Regions from separate parts of the Homo sapiens genome. Here region 2 is linked to region 1. The links are chromatin loops, found by intact Hi-C in ENCODE. Cell type or tissue: ovary. All regions are shown on one strand. Each heading gives the region's core, and the rest is flanking DNA. Links, peaks and the distances in the headings are about the cores only.

Region 1 (9,178 bases), core at 2,441-6,440:
TCCAGTCTAGACGCAGCCATCAGCGAAAATGCTCCATTACCTGTTACCTCTTCTAGGATACAGATGTTTGAAAAAGAAAGTGGGCAAGAAGCTATGTGACGGTCTCTGAAGTAAATTAAAGCCCTGGACTGCATTTCCCTAGTAGTCAGATAAAACTTGAGGGCATAATTGCCAACAATGAACACCCTTTCCGTTTAACCAATCTTTACTGATAATAAAATAATTAGAATAATTTATGTGTCTGTGCTATTATTAACGTGGCTTTGCTTAAAGGAGATTCAGCTGGTTGTTCACGGACGTTAAGAGGGTCTCTCCTCCCACCTTCTGAGATGACATGTTTATACCCAGGCAGCACTTCTAAATTTTTAATAGAGAGGAAGAGATTCCATTTAATTAGGTAGAGTGACTTGTTTATATGCAGGTTATACATTTACGAGTTCTCATGAAGAACGGAAAATACCCATTGAGCAGCCTTTGAAGTTTCGCTTGTTTAAAGATAATTGTAAACCCAGCTCAATGGAAACAGCATCTCAGTCAATCAAGTGATTTGAGCATAGAGTAGAGGGAGTTAAATCCAGGTTAAATAATTGCACAAATCACATGTCGATCAATGTTCAAAGGATTTTTTTTCTCTCAAATCAAAGCTCTTCCATCTTACATTTGATTGGAGTATTGAAACTGGGTTATAGAAAAAAATGTTAAGGATGTAACAAGATTTAAAAATGTTAAGGATGTAACAAGATTTTTTTTTACTTAAAAATTATCCACCATTTATATAAAATCCTTTCTCTTTTTTCCTTTTGATTTTTACTTCATATATTCTATATAGCTTATTTTATTTGTGAATTAGGTAACACAAACATGTCACTGTCACAAAAGCATTTTTCTACATTCATAAATCCTTTCTGGAAATGAGAAATCATTTTTTTCTTAAACTCTGACCTAAGGTAAAAATTCCAAATATTTGCGTGCCTTGGATGGTATTGCAAAAAGGCCACCTAAACTAATGAGGTTTCTTGAATTGGTGTACAGAAATGAATTACAATGCTTAAGAAGTTGAAGAGATTTCTCGTGATTTTTAAAGTAATATTAATGATCGTATGGAATGAGAAATTGAGCTTTGTGTTATTACTATAGGATTAGTTTTTAGTTCCTGAAAGCTGGTCTATTTATAGGTATATAGGATGGAATTAAACTCTGAAAAGGTTAATTTTTAAAAAATGTTCTGTAGAAGGTCTATTTCCTATCACCTTTTATAAGTTTCCCTTTGAATTGTAGTTGCAATATGCATTTGGAGTGAGTCCAGGAAGCTTGAATAATAATGTAATCCCCGGGGGAGCCGCTCTTAGCAGAGTGGGTAGGATAAATGAAATGCTACATACAGATTCCTGACAATATATTCATCTTGATATTATCGCAGCTGATGGATTGTAGCAAGGCTGTTCCTAGGGCTTCCCTTTGCCATCTTCAGTGTCTTTATCATTTCAGTGCGAAAAAGAAAAACCCCATCACACAAAAGAAATAAAACATCGTTAATTGAAAAGTAGCACCTTAAAAATATTTGTGGTAGGAAAAATATTTGTTTTGCTGCAAGGAGAACAGAGAGTAGGGAATAAAAGACTAAAGAAGAGAGAAAAAGAAACCAGTGTCCTTTGCTGAGCTCGCTGGCCACATGTAAGGCTCTCAAACATTTTAACCGTTGCACATCATTTTCTTTTTCTTCTGTGTGCTTGTCTAATTTATTTTCATAAGAAAACTCTGTTCCTCTTGTGCGGAGCCAGCATAATGTCGCTGAAATCTCGGATGATGTGGTTTTAAGATCAAACAAGACTTAATAAGGTGGGATTTGTTTTCCTATTGACCTTCTTATTGCTTGGGTCCCCCTGACAAGCTTCGAAGTGAACGGGAGGAATTAGGGTAGCAGCTCTTCAGAGAAACTCATCTTGGCTGGGGCTCCACCTTGAAACGGGAGTGCAAGAGATTGCAAATGGCTCCAAACGAGGGGGCACACACAGACTTGCAAAATGGAAGCGGGTTCTTCCATTGCAGAAAGAAAGAGGGGCACCCAGCAGGATAAACATTCAAAGTGGAAGACACTGCTAGTGGATTTATTTTTATTTTAGGTTCTGACAGATTGGCCAATGTCCTTGATTGGAGTTGGAGTTCATCAGAATGACTAGTTCTGGCCTAATTTAAGAAACAAAACCTCCTAACTTTGTGGGGGCTGCTGGAGAGCAGGGCAGGGCATCATCCATCTAAGAGAAAAACAAAGGAGTTTGGTCCTTTTTTAAAAATGAAAGTTTCCTTAGGAGTCAAAACGGACTGAATTTAAAGGAAATTAAAGTGAGAAAAAGAGTTTTGTGAACAAATGAAACTCTCTTCCAGTAAAAGGAAAGAAGGAGGAGAAAAATGTTTGAAGGTGGGGCGAATGCATTGTTACTAAAAGTAAATAATTCCAGCCCAGTTTTGCAAAAATAGAGAATTGAACCCAACAGCCACTCACGGTCTTATCTGATACCCTAACTGAACTAGAGCGCATTTACAGTTTTTCTTCTATCAGGGTGAATAACACATGTTTCATGTTCTTACAGAACTAGCGTGGCAGCATTTGCCCACCACTGGTAAACAAGAAAAGATGTCTATAGATTCCCCATTATTTTAGGCGGCCACTGGAGTCAGCCCAGGCATTCTGAGCTGCTTCTGCCCATCTTTTAATATTGTCCTTCTGCCTACCTTTTAGTGTTGCAGAAAAGCATGCGGGAGAAACAAACAGAAGGGAGTAGCCAGGACAAGTCAAATTCTGTCGAAGACACTGAGACTCCCTGTGCCGAGAGCTGACTTCTGCAAGCTCTTTGGCAAGGTATTTACGGATGCAATATTTCTGTCAATTCTCCTCCCTTATTTCACTCTTTGTTCCCTTAATGGGCGAATTAGCCTCAGGTTCTTGCTAAATCTATTCCTTTTGGGAAAAGAAAATGATGTACATCGTTATAATCATGCACTACCAGGAGAAATGCCAGTTGGAGCAGAGTGTTCTCTTTCAGGGGTGTTTTTTCCCTTGAGAAGTGGCTGCTTGAATGTCAGCTGCTTGGTTGGCCTCACACTTTGTTTCCTCATTGTGGACCTGCGTGCAGTCCTGCGGGATGAAGGGAAGAAGATATTCACAACTGTCCTAGTGAAAAATTCAGGATGCACCTAGTTATATTTGCTCAAGGGACAACTTCTTTCACTGTTGGAGATAAGGAACTTAGGCCGGGCGTGGTGGCTTACGCCTGTAATCCCAGCACTTTGGGAGGCTGAAGCAGGTGGATCACCCGAGGTCAGGAGTTCAAGACCAGCCTCACCAACGTGGAGAAACCCCATGTCTGCTAAAAAATACAAAAATTAGCCAGGCGTGGTGGCTGGTGCCTGTAATCCTAGCTACTCCGGAGGCTGAGACATGAGAATTTCTTGAACCCGGGGGGTGGAAGTTGCAGTGAGCCGAGATCACGCCATTGCACTCCAGCCTGGGCAACAGAGTGAGACTCCGTCTCAGGGGCGGGGGGTGGAGTGGAAAAAGAAGGCACTCAAAGACCGGCTACTCCAAGCTTTTCATTTCACAGATGGGTAAACAGAGGCCCTTTGCAGTTCAGTGAATTGCTCAAGCTCCTCAAAGTGTAGTTTTTGGACCAGCAGCATCGGTGTTCCCTGGAGCTTGTTAGAAATGCAGCAACTCAATCTCTAACCCAGACCTAATGAATCAATCTGCAATTTAACAAGATCCTCAATGCATGGTAGAGTCTGAGAAGCACTGATGCCCCACACCCAAACTAGGATTATGGCACAGCTCAAAACTGCCTAATTTCAGCAAGTGTCATTACTTCTAAAAAAGATGCTGCCATAAACGATATTTTTAGCTACAGTAGGCCCATTGAAATGTAAAAATACTAAATGCGAAGAGGAAAAAGAGTGCTGCTATGCAGTGAGGGTGATGATAGGGGGAAATGGTGGTATTTAACGGTACAAGCTTTCTGGAGGGCAGTTTTGTAATAGTTATCAAAGTCTTAAAGATGCACACCCTTTGATCCAACAATTCCACGTCTAGGAAGTTATTCTGGAAAAATAACTGGACTAGGTTGAAGAGCTTTGTGAATAGAATATTGTAATATTTATGACAGCCAAAAGATTGAAAGCAGTCTAAATATCCAACAGTAGAGAGTAGCTAAAGAAATTCTGGTATCAATAGTAGAATGCTGGGCAATCATTTAAAATGATAAATTGGCCAGGTGCAGTGACTCACACCTGTAATCCCAGCCAGGTGCAGTGACTGACGCCAATGCTGCTGGTGTAGATGTTAAATTGGTGGGCTTGCTGAGTGGATGGTCAGTGGAGCCTTCTATCTGTCACCTTGCTCTGCCCCAAGTCCTTCCAGCACTTTTGGAAGACAAGGCAGTTGGATCGCTTGAGACCAGGAATTCAGGACCAGTCTGGGCAGCATAGTGAGACCCTGTTTCTAAAAAAAAAAAAAAGAAAAAGAAAAATTAAAACTAGCTGGGCATGGTGGCTGGTGCCTGTAGTCCCACCTATTCTGGAGGCTGAGATGGGAGGATTGCTTGAGTCCAGGAGGTTGAGACTGCTGTGAGCTATGATTGTATCACTGCACTGTAGCCTGGGCAACAGGGCAACAGAGAGAGACCTTCTCCACACCATTTTCCCCACACAGACAAGTTATTTTTTTTTAATTTTTATATATTTAGAGGATACAAGGGTGGATTTCTTACACGCACATATTACACATTAATAAAGTCTGGGCTTTTACTGTACCCATCACCCAAATGATGAGCGTTGTACCCAAGAGGTAATTTTCAACTGTCCCCCGCTCCTACCCTCCCACCTTTTGTAATCTCCATTGTCTCTTATTCCACTCTGTATGTCCATGTGTGTACGCTGTTAGCACCCACTTATAAGCAAGACCCTGGTGTTTGACTTTCTGTTTCTGAGTTACTTCACCTAGGATAATGGGTAGGGACACAGACAAACCATATCAACTGATAAGTGAAAAACTCATATTATCATACCATGCATAAAATGGTCTTATATCTTGTTTAGAAAAAGATATATATTTAAAGTTGCAGAAGGCCATGCAGCTAAGTGTTAACAGTAGCTATTTAGAATGTAAATAAATAATATAGGTAAGAATATAGGTAATATTTTTCTTTTTGCTTATCTTCATTTTATGGTTCTATTACAACTGATGTATTAATTAGCTAATAAAGAAGATAAAATAGTTATTATTGATGAATGGTATTTTTTTCTTTAAGTTCTGAATATTTTACTTTCCAGACCAAATTCCTAAAACTAAAAACATTTTAACATTTTGTGTATAACTTTGTCATTATACCATGTTATCATTATCTATTAAGTGCCTTCCTCCCCCAAGATGGTGAGCACCTTAACAACAAAGACTCTCTTATGCACCTTTATATTTAGGGTTTAGCCTGGAGCTTGGCACACAGCATGTACTTAATAAATGTTTTAAATGGATGAATGAAAGAGTTTTGGATGACTGTCTTTTTTCCTTCGTATGACTAGCCTATGGAATTAAACTCCTAGGCACACAGAAATTGATTGCAAAGTTCTAATTGAGCTATTGGTTTAGCTACAATTTCTAGTCTAGTAATAAATAACCCTATGAGGTGTGGGTCAGGGTAGAATGAATTGAGAGGTCAGGGCATAGAGGCCTCTAAAGGCTCAGAGGAAATGTGCTTCCCTATGAGCTGACCACTACACTGACTTCTCCAGGTGGCCCTAGGGGAAAGAAGTCAGCCTGGCTGGAACAGGTAATGGTCAGCTCATGGGAAGCACAGGGGTCTGTTCTTCTGCCTCAGTTCATGGACAGTGGAAACTGGCTTTCCAGGTCTCAGTTTGTTTGTGTTTTTGTAGTTGTAATTTTGGATCTTATCTCATCAGGAGGCAGGGTTTTGAAAAGCTTGCCCTGATGCTAACTAGTACTCACTGTTTCGGTTTCTGCTGAGAAGCACTGGCATGCATTCTGTCACCTCATCCTCACTGCTTCCTAATGAGGTGGCTACCCACTTCATAGAGCAGGAGCCTGAAAAAGGTAAAGCTACCTGCCCCAAGTTCAGACACGATGCAGTGGAGCTGGGATCCAGATGTAGACCCGTGGACCCCGATCCTGGCCCTTCCACCATGTGCTACAGAAGTTGAGGGGATGGTCTGAGGGTTTCCTTCCGGCTCCACCCTCTGTGGTGTGACTCTGCCAGTCAACACGTCCCTGGGCCTTTCTGAATCTTCCCAGTTCTCTTGTCAAATAGGGTCTATTAAAAAAATGGGTCCTCCACATTCTGTGATCACGTATTTTCTTTCCTGCTTTTGGCTCTAAGTGAAGTCACCAGAAAACCTATCTTAAGGCTTAAAAAACATATGAAGGGAATAAAAAATATTTTTAACAAAGTAACTTACAATCTAGAAATAGTCATAAGATTCAAGCAAGTGGATTGCAAACTAAGAGGTAAACCCTAGCTTTAATTTGGGATTTATTCATAAAGTTCTGAAAAATTCATGAAAGTTTCATTGAATATATGTATCTGACCACTGGCTTGTTTCTTGGGATACCCCAGTTTCTGTATTTGAAAATGTTAACAGTATAAAAAATGTAAGTTTTAATCTACAAATTTGTGGAAAACATTTCTGGAGTTGAGTGATACAGTAATGTAATGTGAATATTTGTTTGCATATCTTTTTGGCTGTTTTCCATTTGGAATTTGCATAGTAATATAGAAGGATCTTGAAAAGCAATGGAGGAAGAATCATGATTTGGTCCAAATTACTATCTAAGAGATTTCTCTCTTTCTTTCTTTCTCCCTCCCCTCCCCTCCCCTCCCCTCCTTTCCTTCCTTCCTTCTTTCCAGACAGGGCCTTGCTCTGTCGCCCGGGCTGTACTGCAGTGGGATGATCATAGCTCAGTGCAGCCTCAAATTCCTGGGCTCAAGGGATCCTCCCACTTCAGCCTCCCTAATATCCAAGAGATTTCAAAATCAAAACGATATGAAACTACTCTGAGTTTTTAGTGCCCCCTCCCTGAAATGGGTTATGTTTTCATTGTAACAATTTGTAACTTACATTTATTTGTGTGATTATTTGATTGATGTCTGTCTTTGCCACTTGCACTTGAAATTCAGGAGAGTGGGAGAGCCATATCTGTTTAGCTTGTCATTGTATTTCTAATACATAGCACATAATAGCACATATCATAATAACAGCAATGACAATAATAATGCACAAGGGATAACTAATACTTGCTGGGCTTTTTCTATGTGCCAGGTTTTGTTCTAGATGCTTTATGTTTACCAGCTCGTTTAATTAACCTTAATTTAATGTAACCTCTTGACAAATATTGGTTGAATGACTTTCATATAAATAAAAAATAAATTTTTAGTTTATACATCTGATACCTGTTTAGTGCTGTGAAGGTTTGGGAGGCTGTTTATTATAATAAAAGCTGAAAGACATTAAACTCAAAGTGATTCCACAAAGTGTTTCTTGTGTGTGCCCAATAAATAAATTTTTCACTTTTTTACATTCTTTTTTATTTGTGGACTCCTAAAACAGATTTTAAGAAACAAGAGAAAGGGCTAGAGACTCCCTAACTACTTAAAGAAATAGAGCAGCATTGCCATTTTAAAATCGGGTGTTAATTTTAATCAAGAAATCTTTGATTAGCAGCTTTCAACTCTAATGGTGGGAGGTTGTCTTTCAAGGAAGTTTTAAGCTGACATCTATGTTGCTGCTGCAGTAACCTACACTTAATTTATTGTCATTTAGTGCAAAAATTGATGAGAACATAACCTTTGTAAGGTTTTTATGTTTTATTGCCTATAAAAGATAAAATATGGGGTAAAAGGAAGTAAAATAGTATTTTGTTAAGTCAGGGGATGGATTTATGTTTTAACTAACTGATAGAATAATCAGAGGGTCATAAAGATCAGAGTATCTGCCTCCTATCTCTTCTCTTTTTATGTGAGCATTCAACAAGCTTCTCTTTGTGGCTGTCAGACCCATGGGAGCTCACCCAAACAGCAGGCCCGCTTTGTCCAAGGGTATTAACTCAACTGTTTAGAGCTAGAATACCAGGAGGCTTCTGTTGCGCACATTAAGCGATTGGGATAAGTCTAAATGAATCAGATACTTGACATGTGCAAATGGGATGTGTGTTCACAAGGGACTGTGGGGTTACATTGTGTCTTGAATGGACAGGCAAAAACAAAGTATGTGAGTTATGTTGAATTTTGCAGGAAACACACAAAGAGACTCTGGTCTTTGGGAATTGCCAGTGACTGTGTTGTAGAGGACGATGCCGGGAAGGCCCAGCCTTGCTAATTTCTCCTCAACACACCCTTCATAGCATTAAAAAAAAAAAAAGGAAAGAAAGATAATAAATTTCAAAGTGATTAGTTTTGATAACGTAGGCCCGTGGTTCTCAAACCTTAGCACGCAGAGGAAGCCCCTTGGAGCACCAGTTAAAACCCAGATTTCTGGGCCCATTTCCAGGATTTCTGATTCAGCAGGTCTTGGGTGGGGCTTGAGAGTTTGTGATATGGTTTTACTGTGTCCCCACTGAAATCTCAACTTGAATCGTATCTCCCAGAATTCTCATGTGTTATGATGGGAGGGACCGAGGGGGAGGTAATTGAATCATGGGGGCCAGTCTTTTCTGTGCTATTGTTGTGATAGAGAATAAGTCTCATCAGATGTGATGGGTTTATTAGGGGTTTCTGCTTTTGCTTATTCCTCATTTTTGCTTGCCGCCGCCATATAAGATGTGCCTTTCATCTCCTGCCATGATTCTGAGGCCTCCCCAGCCATGTGGAACATAAGACCAATTAAACCTCTTTTTGTTACCAGTTTTGGGTATGTCTTTATCAGCAGTGTGAAAATGAACTAATACAGTTTGCATTTGTTTTAAGACAGGGTCTCACTCTGTCATCCAGGCTGGAGTGTAGTGGTGCGATCATGTCTCACTGTGACCTAGAGCTCCTGAGCTCAAGTGATCTCTCCTGCTTCAGCCTCCCAAGCAGCTAAGACTACAGGCGCAAGCCACCAGGCCTGACTAAGTTTTCTGTATTTTTTGTAGAGATGGGGTCTTACTCTTGCCCAGGCTGGTTTCAAACTCCTGGCC
Region 2 (9,178 bases), core at 2,933-6,932, 600 kb after region 1:
AAAACAGGAGGCAGTCCACGAATCATAGTTTTCCAGCCCCTAGAATAGTAGAAGGAGACTTGGCCACAGACAGACAAGGGTCTTAATCCTTGCTCCACAGCATGTAGCTGCACAATGACTGGGAAACATGGTTTCCTTGTATGTGTGATGGGAAGAACACCTCCCACCTTGAAGGCTTGTGTGAGACAGTCCATCTCACAAAACAGTGCATATAAGTATTGTGTCCTGCCTTCTTTTTATAGCACAACTCAGGGAAAAAGTTAGGTGTGTTAAGTAAAATAAGATTTAAACGCAAACTAAATTCTAATGCCAAAATTTGTCTTCAACAAAACCATTTTATAGCTAAAAGTAGAGTTGGTAGGGTGGGGTATGAAGTAGGGTGAAGACAGGCACAGAAACCTTCCGGGAGGCCATTCATTTCCATTTCACTGCTCCAGGGAGGACAACGGCTAGAGAATGCTTTGAATGCCCACACTCTCCCTTTACCTTAAAACACTGTATGTGTTTAATAAAGATCATGTCAGATGTACCCAATGACAAAAAGTCATTCAGAACTAAAGTCTTAAACACTGGCTTCCAGCACTTTTGCATAGGATAGCACATTGGCCCATTTGCTGGAAGTGGGCACGAGGGTCAATTCACACATCCTCCCTCCTAAAATTATGTAAGAGGCACCATTGTGTTTTCATGCTATCACTTACACACCTTAGATGGCTCTTTTCTGTCCTTCTGTCCATAATAATGTCCCACACCCTATTCCTAACAGTAGGGAGTAGGAGAGGCATTTTACAAATAACTGAGATATATCAGCCCCTCATTTGTTCACCCTCCAAAGTAGTTCTTACTTAAGAGTTCAGAACACATTGACCGCCCAGGGTACTTCATTAGTTTCCATATTCATGACTAACAAACACATCTTCTAATAATTTTTTTTTATTTTGCTACTCAGGGTCTCTGCTGATCGGAAATGTTGAAGTATTATAGATTCAAAATGTTACGGAGATTCAAAAGAAAAAAACAAAACTACCCATCCTGAGTGACACTTTACATTTTCATGATGCCACCTATGCCAGAAGCATGTTTATTGAAAGCCACAGTAGTAAAAATACAGAATTTAAAAATTTCCCTTAAAAACCTGTATTCTAGTCGTAGTGAGGTCATCATGACTGGCGATTTCCCTTTAGAAAAACCTTTAAAGCATGAAAAAATGTTGATGTTGGTACCCAAACACATATCGCCATACAGTGTAACAACGGCTGCAATTCCAGTGCTTGCTTCATCGTCAGCCTCAACAGAGAGCTGCAGGGAAGAAAGACCTTCTACAGCACTTGCCCAAGATCTTTCCCCTGCCCTAAGACAAAGAGAAGGAATTATAGGCGGTGATAATAGAGATGGCAGGCACAGCTCTCATGTTCTGTATTTAAACATTTCTTTTTTATTTTTTATTTTTTGTATTTTTTCTTTTTTTTGCAGAGATGGAGTTTTGCTCTTACTGCCCAGGCTGGAGTGCAATGGCATGATATTGGCTTATCACAACCTCCACCTCCCAGGTTCAAGCTATTCTCCTGCCTCAGCCTCCCAAGTAGCTGGGATTACAGGCATGTGCCACCACGCCTGGCTAATTTTTGTATTTTTAGCAGAGACGGGGTTTCTCCATGTTGGTCAGGCTGCTCTCGAACTCCCGACCTCAGGTGATCCACCCGCCTTGGCCTCCCAAAGTGCTGGGATTACAGGCGTGAGCCACCATGCCTGGCCTTAAATACATTTCTTAAATATAATATTCAAATCCAAAATACAGTGATTTCTGCTCACTCCTTTTTGTTTCCAGGGAAATAAAGTCTGTAATAGGCAGATAGCCCTCTTCAAATAAAAAAAGTCCAGTGGGTCCAGGAGGGTTGAAGCTGGAATCCAGTCTCAGCTCCAGTACCACCCGCTCCTAATTATCAGGAAGGAGTGGCTTGGGCTGCTCTGGCCATGGTGTCTGGGCAAATTAATGTGATCCCAGATAAAGACTTAATTAGAAAACCTAGGTCTCTTCAGGAGATCAGAACCTGGGGTGGGAATAGTTAAAGGCAGAAGATGAGGCTGCACTGAAAGTGATCCTGTGTACTAAAACATTATAAACAACTTGCATGCCACAAATAGTTATTTACCAGATGTTTGGGGAAACAGATGACCTCTAGACATTTGTAATCTAGAGCTATATGTAGTATAATGACATTTAAGTTTCTATGAGAGTACAGAAGTGACAATGATTTATTCCTCAGTATGGGGTGATGCTATGGGAGGAGGGACAGGCAGACAGGCAGAGGAGTGGTTCAGGAGGCCTTTTAGAGGATGCAGCATTTGAACTAGGCCTAGATGGGTTTCACTAGCTAGACAAGGAGGAAAGGATATTTCAGGAAGAAGGACCGGCATAAGCAAAGTTTGGAGGCATGGAACCTGCCGGATTTGGGGAAGAGTAAATCGTTTTGTGTGTCTGGAATGTGGGGGCTGTGGAGTTAGGGTTCAAGAACTGGGAAGGCAGAAGGAAGAAGTTGTAAAAGTTCTCTGTACTTGGCCAAAGAGTTTCAACATGATCCTGCATGCAGGAGGTTGACAAGCATTCACTTGCAGTTTTCAAAGGTAACTTTACAGATGTAGAGTCAGGATGTAGACTTCACTGTAGCCATTAAGGGAACTGAAGAACACTATGGTAAAACCTATTTTTTTTTCAATGAGTAAATTGTGCCAAATACTGTTCTAAGTGCTTTCCACACATTGATGCATTGAATCCTCACAACAGCCCTCTGAGGTAGGTTCTCCCCATTTTACAGGCAAGGGAACTGAGACACAGAGAGGTTAAGTAATGTGTCTGAGATCATACAGTGGTAGGGGCAGGATAGAACCCCAAGCAGTTTGGCTTCAGTGTTTGTGTTCAGAATCATTCTGCCAAGTTTCTTCTCCTGGGCACTGGTCCCCATATGTGCTCACGGTAATTCCTCTGTAAATGCTGCTGCTCTCTCATCTCTCAATAATGGGGCTGCCTTTTTAGCGCCATCCCATCATCTGTCTTCCTTGACCTGCTGGAGGTCAAATAAGAGAACAAGGAGCACTCACTTTTCCTTTATTCTCCTTAATGGGCATTCACCTTCCATTTACAGTGCATGAAATGGTGCCAACAAAACAGAGCCTAGGGCTTTAGGGAAGACATTTTAATATACATGCTTTGATATTTATAGATAGTTTTTGGTCAGTGAATGTTACTTTATTCTGTGAGCTACCCTTTCAAAGAAACCCAAGTAGCTGGGATTACAGGAATGAGCCGCCACGCCTGGCTAATTTTTGCATTTTTAGTAGAGACAGGGTTTCTCCATGTTGGCCAGGCTGCTCTCGAACTCCCGACCTCAGGTGATCCACCCTCCTCGGCCTCCCAAAGTGCTGGGATTACAGGCATGAGCCACCGTGCCCGGCCTTAAATACATTTTTTAAATATAATATTCAAATCCAAAATACAGTGATTTGTGCATATTCTTTTTTGTTTCCAGGGAAATAAAGTCTGGAATAGGCAGATAGCCCTCTTCAAATAAAAAAAGTTCAGGGGGTCCAGGAGGGATGAAGCTGGAATCCAGCCTCAGCTCCAACTATTAGAGAACACTTTTGATATGAGTCTGTAAAGTTAATTCAGATGGTTTGCCAAAGCCACCAGTCTTAATTAATGACTTACTGTAACCTCCAGTTTTATTAGGTGTATATTTCTAGTATATTGGCATGTATATTAACACTGGCCTGTGAATAAACTGACAGTTCTTAAATGATATGAGATAAACTTATTTTCTTATGAGGAATTCACTTTTGCCTTGAACTTATAGTAAAATGATTATTAGTTCAGTAAATTATGACTTCAATATGTTTTGATCCCTTTGCAATAGAAAGACTGTCCAGATTTCATTTCTTGATGAAACGATGCTTTGGGTAAGTCTTTTTAGTTATTCTCATGCTCTAGCAAGTAGTACTCTTAGCTTTATAGCCATAAACTTTCCAAGTGGAAAAACATTCACTAAGGGTCTGCTAGTTTTATTTTTTTAGTAATATCCCACCCTGGTTTAATAACATTCCACAATATTCCTAATATTTTAAAGGATGTATTAAATGTACGTATACACACACATACATCACGTGAAAATTGATTACAATCTTCTTTAACTGGTAATAAAATGCATATAGTACATTTACATTGAGATAAGATATTAATAAAATAAACAATGTGGGTCTTACAGCAACAAAAAGTACCTGGAGAGTCCACTGTCCAATTTGAAACAATTTGCATCATTCCCCAAAAAGGGGGCACCAGGTGTGGTACGATTTTTATCTGTGTATTTCACAGGCAAGGTCTGGTTGAGATGTGGTGGTAGAAGTAAAAAGTATTCAGTTACTGCTCAATTACCAAATGTCCTAGCCATTTTGTCTCCCAAATCCTTGCCTTTTTGAAAGTAAACTTTGAAATTAATATGTCACTCAAAGTCACCGTGAGGATAACATAAGAAGCTAACATCTTTCATCTGAAGTGAACCCAGACAGTCTGATCCAGGCTACAGTAAGTAAGAAGCCAACTTCTTAGGGCTTACATTGTATTTAAAGGTTATTCTCAAGCGTAGTTAAAGACTGTGGTTTTCCCATAGAGCTGATAAAGGGTAGTTGGTATTTATTTCCTCGTTGAAGTGGCGCCACCATGTGGCATTAGCGTCACACAGTTTACAATTCACTCAACCAGGTGACTTCAAAATTAGGAGATTTTTTACTTTTTTTCATTTGGAAACATTTGTATCATTTTAAATTTTGTGCATAAAGAGTGATTCAAGGCTGGGCATGGTGGCTCATGCCTGTAATCCCAGCACTTTGGGAAGCCGAAGCAAGTGGATCACCTGAGGTCAGGAGTTTGAGACCAGCCTGGCGAACATGGTGAAACCCCATCTCTACTAAAAATATAATATTTAGCTGGGCATGGTGCCACGTGCCTGTAATCCCAGCTACGTGGGAGGCTGAAACAGGAGAATTGCTTGAACCCGGGAGGCGGACGTCGCAGTGAGCCAAGATTGCGCCACTGCACTCCAGCCTGGGTGACACAGCTAGACTCTGTCTCAAAAAAAGAGTGATTCAATTTATACATGTTTATTATGTGATTTCAAATTACCATATTCAAGTTCACATAAAATATGAATGGGTTGTGTTTTTGTATAGCAGTATACATAGTGCTTAAGAGAATGCACTTTGGAGCCAGTTAGCATAAATTCAAATTCCAGCTCTGCTACTTACTCTGTGTATAATATTGAGCAAATACTCTGTGTATAATATTGAGCAAAGTACCCAACCCTTCCAAGTCTCAGTTTTCTTATCCGAGGCGGGGGGATCACCTGAGGTCAGGAGTTTGAGACCAGCATGGCCAACATGGCAAAACCCTGTCTCTACTAAAAATACAAAAATTAGCTGGGTGTGGTAACAGATACCTGTAATTCCAGCTACTTCGGAGGCTGAGGCAGGAGAATCACTTGAACGCGGGAGGTGGAGGTTGCGGTGAGCAGAGATGGCACCACTGCACTCCAGCCTGGGTGACAAGAGTGAAACTCCGTCTCAAAATATAAATAAAGAGAGAGAGAGAGAAGTATCTGGCACCTCCCCTCTCCCTTGCTTCTGCTCTGGCCATGTGAAGTGCCTTCTCCCGCTTTGCCTTCTGCCATGAGTTAAATCTCCCTGAGGCCTCCCCAGAAGCTAAGCAGACGCTGGTGCCATGCTTTCTGTACAGCATGCAGAACTTTGAGTCAATTAAACCTCTTCTCTTTATAAATTAGCTAGGCTCAGACATTTAGCAATGCAAGAACAGCCTAACACAAAGGCAGAAACCTCATGACCTCAGCACCTCCCAGAAGGCACCTCCCAACACTGTTGCATCAGGGATTAAGTTTCCAACACATGAATTTGAGGGGACACATTCAGACTATGGCACTGTGTATATGAAACCACAACATTTTGTATTAATTAAATCACATCTTAGAGAAAAAATTACAAGTACATTTGCATAGAAGAAAATAGGAAGGTATACTATAACACATTGGGAACAGTTAGCTCTCATGGATGACTTTTATTTCCTTTTTGCTTAACTCTATTTTCTCCAAATTCCGTAACCAATATATATCACTTTTGGAATGGGGGGAGAAAAACCAAAGACAAATTTTATTCTAAAAAAAGAGAATTATCTCCTGAATGTGAATAAAGTACTTAAAAGCTCACTATTTAGCAACTGAAAACCATATTCGGTAAGACTGCAATTCATGACAGACCTTCCTACCCTTATTGCTATTGGCTGAAATTCCTGAAAATATAATTTTGCTCATTTTTAAAAAACAAATACCCCTGTAATCCCAGCACTTTGGGAGGCCGAAGCAGGTGTATCACCTGAGGTCAGGAGTTTGAAAACAGCCTGACCAACATGGTGAAACCCTGTCTACTAAAAATACAAAAAATTAGCTGGGCATGGTGGCGCATGCCTGTAATCTCAGCTACTCTGGAGGCTGAGGTGGCAAGAGAATTGCTTGAACCTGGGAGGAGAAGGTTGCAGTGAGCCGAGATCGCGCCAATACACTCTAGCCTGGGCAACAAGAGTGAAACTCCATCTCAAATAAAGAAAAAAAACAATATCCAAAATAGCACTTTAGTGTATTGAGAATTTCTCCTGCTAATAATTAATACTGTGGGCTTTTGGGGTTCTAAATTACTCTGAGGAAAATCTGAAATACAGAAAAACCCATTTTTTAAAATGTCAAGGTTCTTACGATGTCTGACTTTATTTCCATTTCAAGTGCACTTGGGCCTCCAAAACTGAATTTCTTAACTTTTCTGACTCTGGAAACATTTCCAAGGAGTACTTGCAAGAAGCCCGCTTCAAACTGGAATCCTTCCGCTTGGATATAATCATGCAAACAGCCGAGAGAATTTATTTAACCTTCAGCCAACTGCTCACCCAACTTGAAATTATTGATAGCCCATCAGCAATGATCAAGATGGAGAGGCTAAATGAAGAGGTGCTTTTTTTTACAAGAGAACCGTTGAGCTGGTAACAGGACTTGAAATGCCGTGTCAGCTCAGCTCGCATGGTCAGGGAGCTCAGCTGCTGGAAGGAAATAAAACTGTTCAGTTAAGGCCGCCCTCCAATCAGTCACAGGGGTAATGGTGTTTGGCTTCAGTCAGGTTGTATGTCAGCAAATATACATCTCTTAGACAGCCCCTAAGAGTGCCTTAAGATCATGCTTATTGTTTTATATAGATAGGGGTCGGGAGCTGATAAATGGTGGTCATAGGCCACCGAAATAAATTTTACCATGTTCAGCAGGTAAACTTAATCTCAATACTGGAGAATGAGAGAGCCATTTTGATAGAATATTCATTCCATTGACAGTGATGGGACATTTTTCCTCTGTTAATGTCCTGTGCAGATCATATGAAAGTAGATATCCTCTTCTCCCCATGCCCCAGCCCCCACTGTATGAGGCCCACGTGCAGGAAAGAGACACCAGATACAGTCTTAGCGATTCACTGGGATTGAACTTTAAAGACCGAGGGTGATTGACAGCGCTCTTCAGGGAAATGAACACACCACAGCACTACCCTGATGCAGTCAGAGTGACACAGGAATCAGACACAGAAATGAAAAACTAGTGGCGGTTATGTGGAATCATTTCTGCGCTATCCTGAGTCCGAAAAAGGATTGGAAGCAGCATTAAGAGGTCAATAAGTCAGAGAAGGGAAATGCGTGGCACAGGGCTGCCACCCTCTCCCAAGCTACTGTCAAACACCAGCACTCAGCCACAGTTCCCTTTCCCAGGGAATTCAGGTGAAGCTCAGAATCTCAACCAGTGTTTCAGGCACTCAGATTAAAAAGAATTTGCCCCCATCTCACTAAGTCCTTAAAATCTAGAAATCTGCCTTCTAAGGAATTTATTGAGTCCTCTAAAAGTTTCTAGAAAGGCAATTAGAAGGCACCTTAAGTATTAGAGCCTGTGAAAAACAGAGAATATGATATGGTCCCTCAAAGACAATCTGTCTGGCTGCAAGAGATTTTTCTTAGGAATGATAAATGAGGCCCAGCAGAAACAGGACACTGTGCTATTCATTGGAGAAATGAGAAGACTTTTTCAAAGGATTGGATGCTCTTATCCCCAGGCCAAGAGTCAGCACGCCTCATGAATCTGAATCAGGGTGCCTGCAAGAGCCCTTCAGAGCCAATCTTTATTAGAAAGCCTTAGAAAGGTTGAAGGGGAATAAGGAAAAAGAAGTCGTATTAGAAAAATGTGACTTCATGCCTACTTTATGGCAGATATACCCAAAGAAATCAACCCATTTGCCAATGACTATAGTCCTCTTAAGACCTGCTGTAGGGATAGGCACAATGGCTCACGCCTGTAATCCTAGCACTTTGGGAGGTCAAGGCAGGAAGATTGCTTGAGTCTAGGAGTTTGAGACCAGCCTGGACAACATAGCAAGACCCCGTCCCTATAAAAAACAATTTTTAAATAGTCAAGTGTGGTGGCTAGGACACTCTTGGTCCTAGCTCTACTTGGGAGGCTGAGATGGGAGGATCAGTTGAGCCCAAGAGGTCAAGGTTGCAGTGAGCTGTGTTTGCGCCACTGCACTCCAGCCTGAGTGACAACAGAGTGAGACCCTGTCTCCAAAAAAAAAAAAAAAAGACTTGCTGTAGCATATGGAACTTATGTCATCTCCCTGGCCTGTTGTTTCTTTTATCAGACTCAAGAGCACCGAAACACGGAATTAGATTTCTAAGGAATTACAACTTACAGCTTGCTTGAGGATGAAACAAATAAACTGAATTATCATTTTCTTAATTTAGCAAAAGGAGATCTTTGTTTTATTACCTTGCTCACCTTCCTGCTTTCCACTTCTTTGAAGGCAGAGCCACGCTCTCATATCTTGTTATCTTCATAGCCTGGAATGGTGTCTCAGGGGTAGTGGATACCCAGTGCAGTAAAATCAGTGAATACATCATTCAGCACCCCGCTTCACTAAGAAGCCCTAAAGCAGTCTGCTGTCTGCATTTTTAAGCATAATGTACCTTAAGGAGGCCAATTACTGCATCCAGGCCAAAGTACGTATTTATACTAAGCCTACAGTCTCTTAAAAATAAAAA

The links. Hi-C counts contacts between places; a loop is a spot of excess contacts. Peaks named below come from ENCODE experiments on the same cell type or tissue, not always from the same donor. Only the 100,000 strongest peaks of a DNase experiment are listed, where the experiment ranks them.
Region 2: a loop joins it to region 1, with 6 times the contacts of the local background. A loop is called at or near these places in 70 of 110 quality-filtered maps.

Annotation. Positions count from the first base shown.
Region 1 is chr15:60,317,396-60,326,573 of GRCh38, reverse strand. No RefSeq gene overlaps it. Among named protein-coding and RNA genes, the nearest start is that of ANXA2, 76 kb to the left of the region's middle. RefSeq lists an enhancer at 8,779-9,178. In ovary, for the core only: no CTCF peak of the experiment used is centred there; no DNase peak of the experiment used is centred there.
Region 2 is chr15:59,720,624-59,729,801 of GRCh38, reverse strand. No RefSeq gene overlaps it. Among named protein-coding and RNA genes, the nearest start is that of BNIP2, 36 kb to the right of the region's middle. In ovary, for the core only: no CTCF peak of the experiment used is centred there; a DNase peak (open chromatin) is centred at 4,751.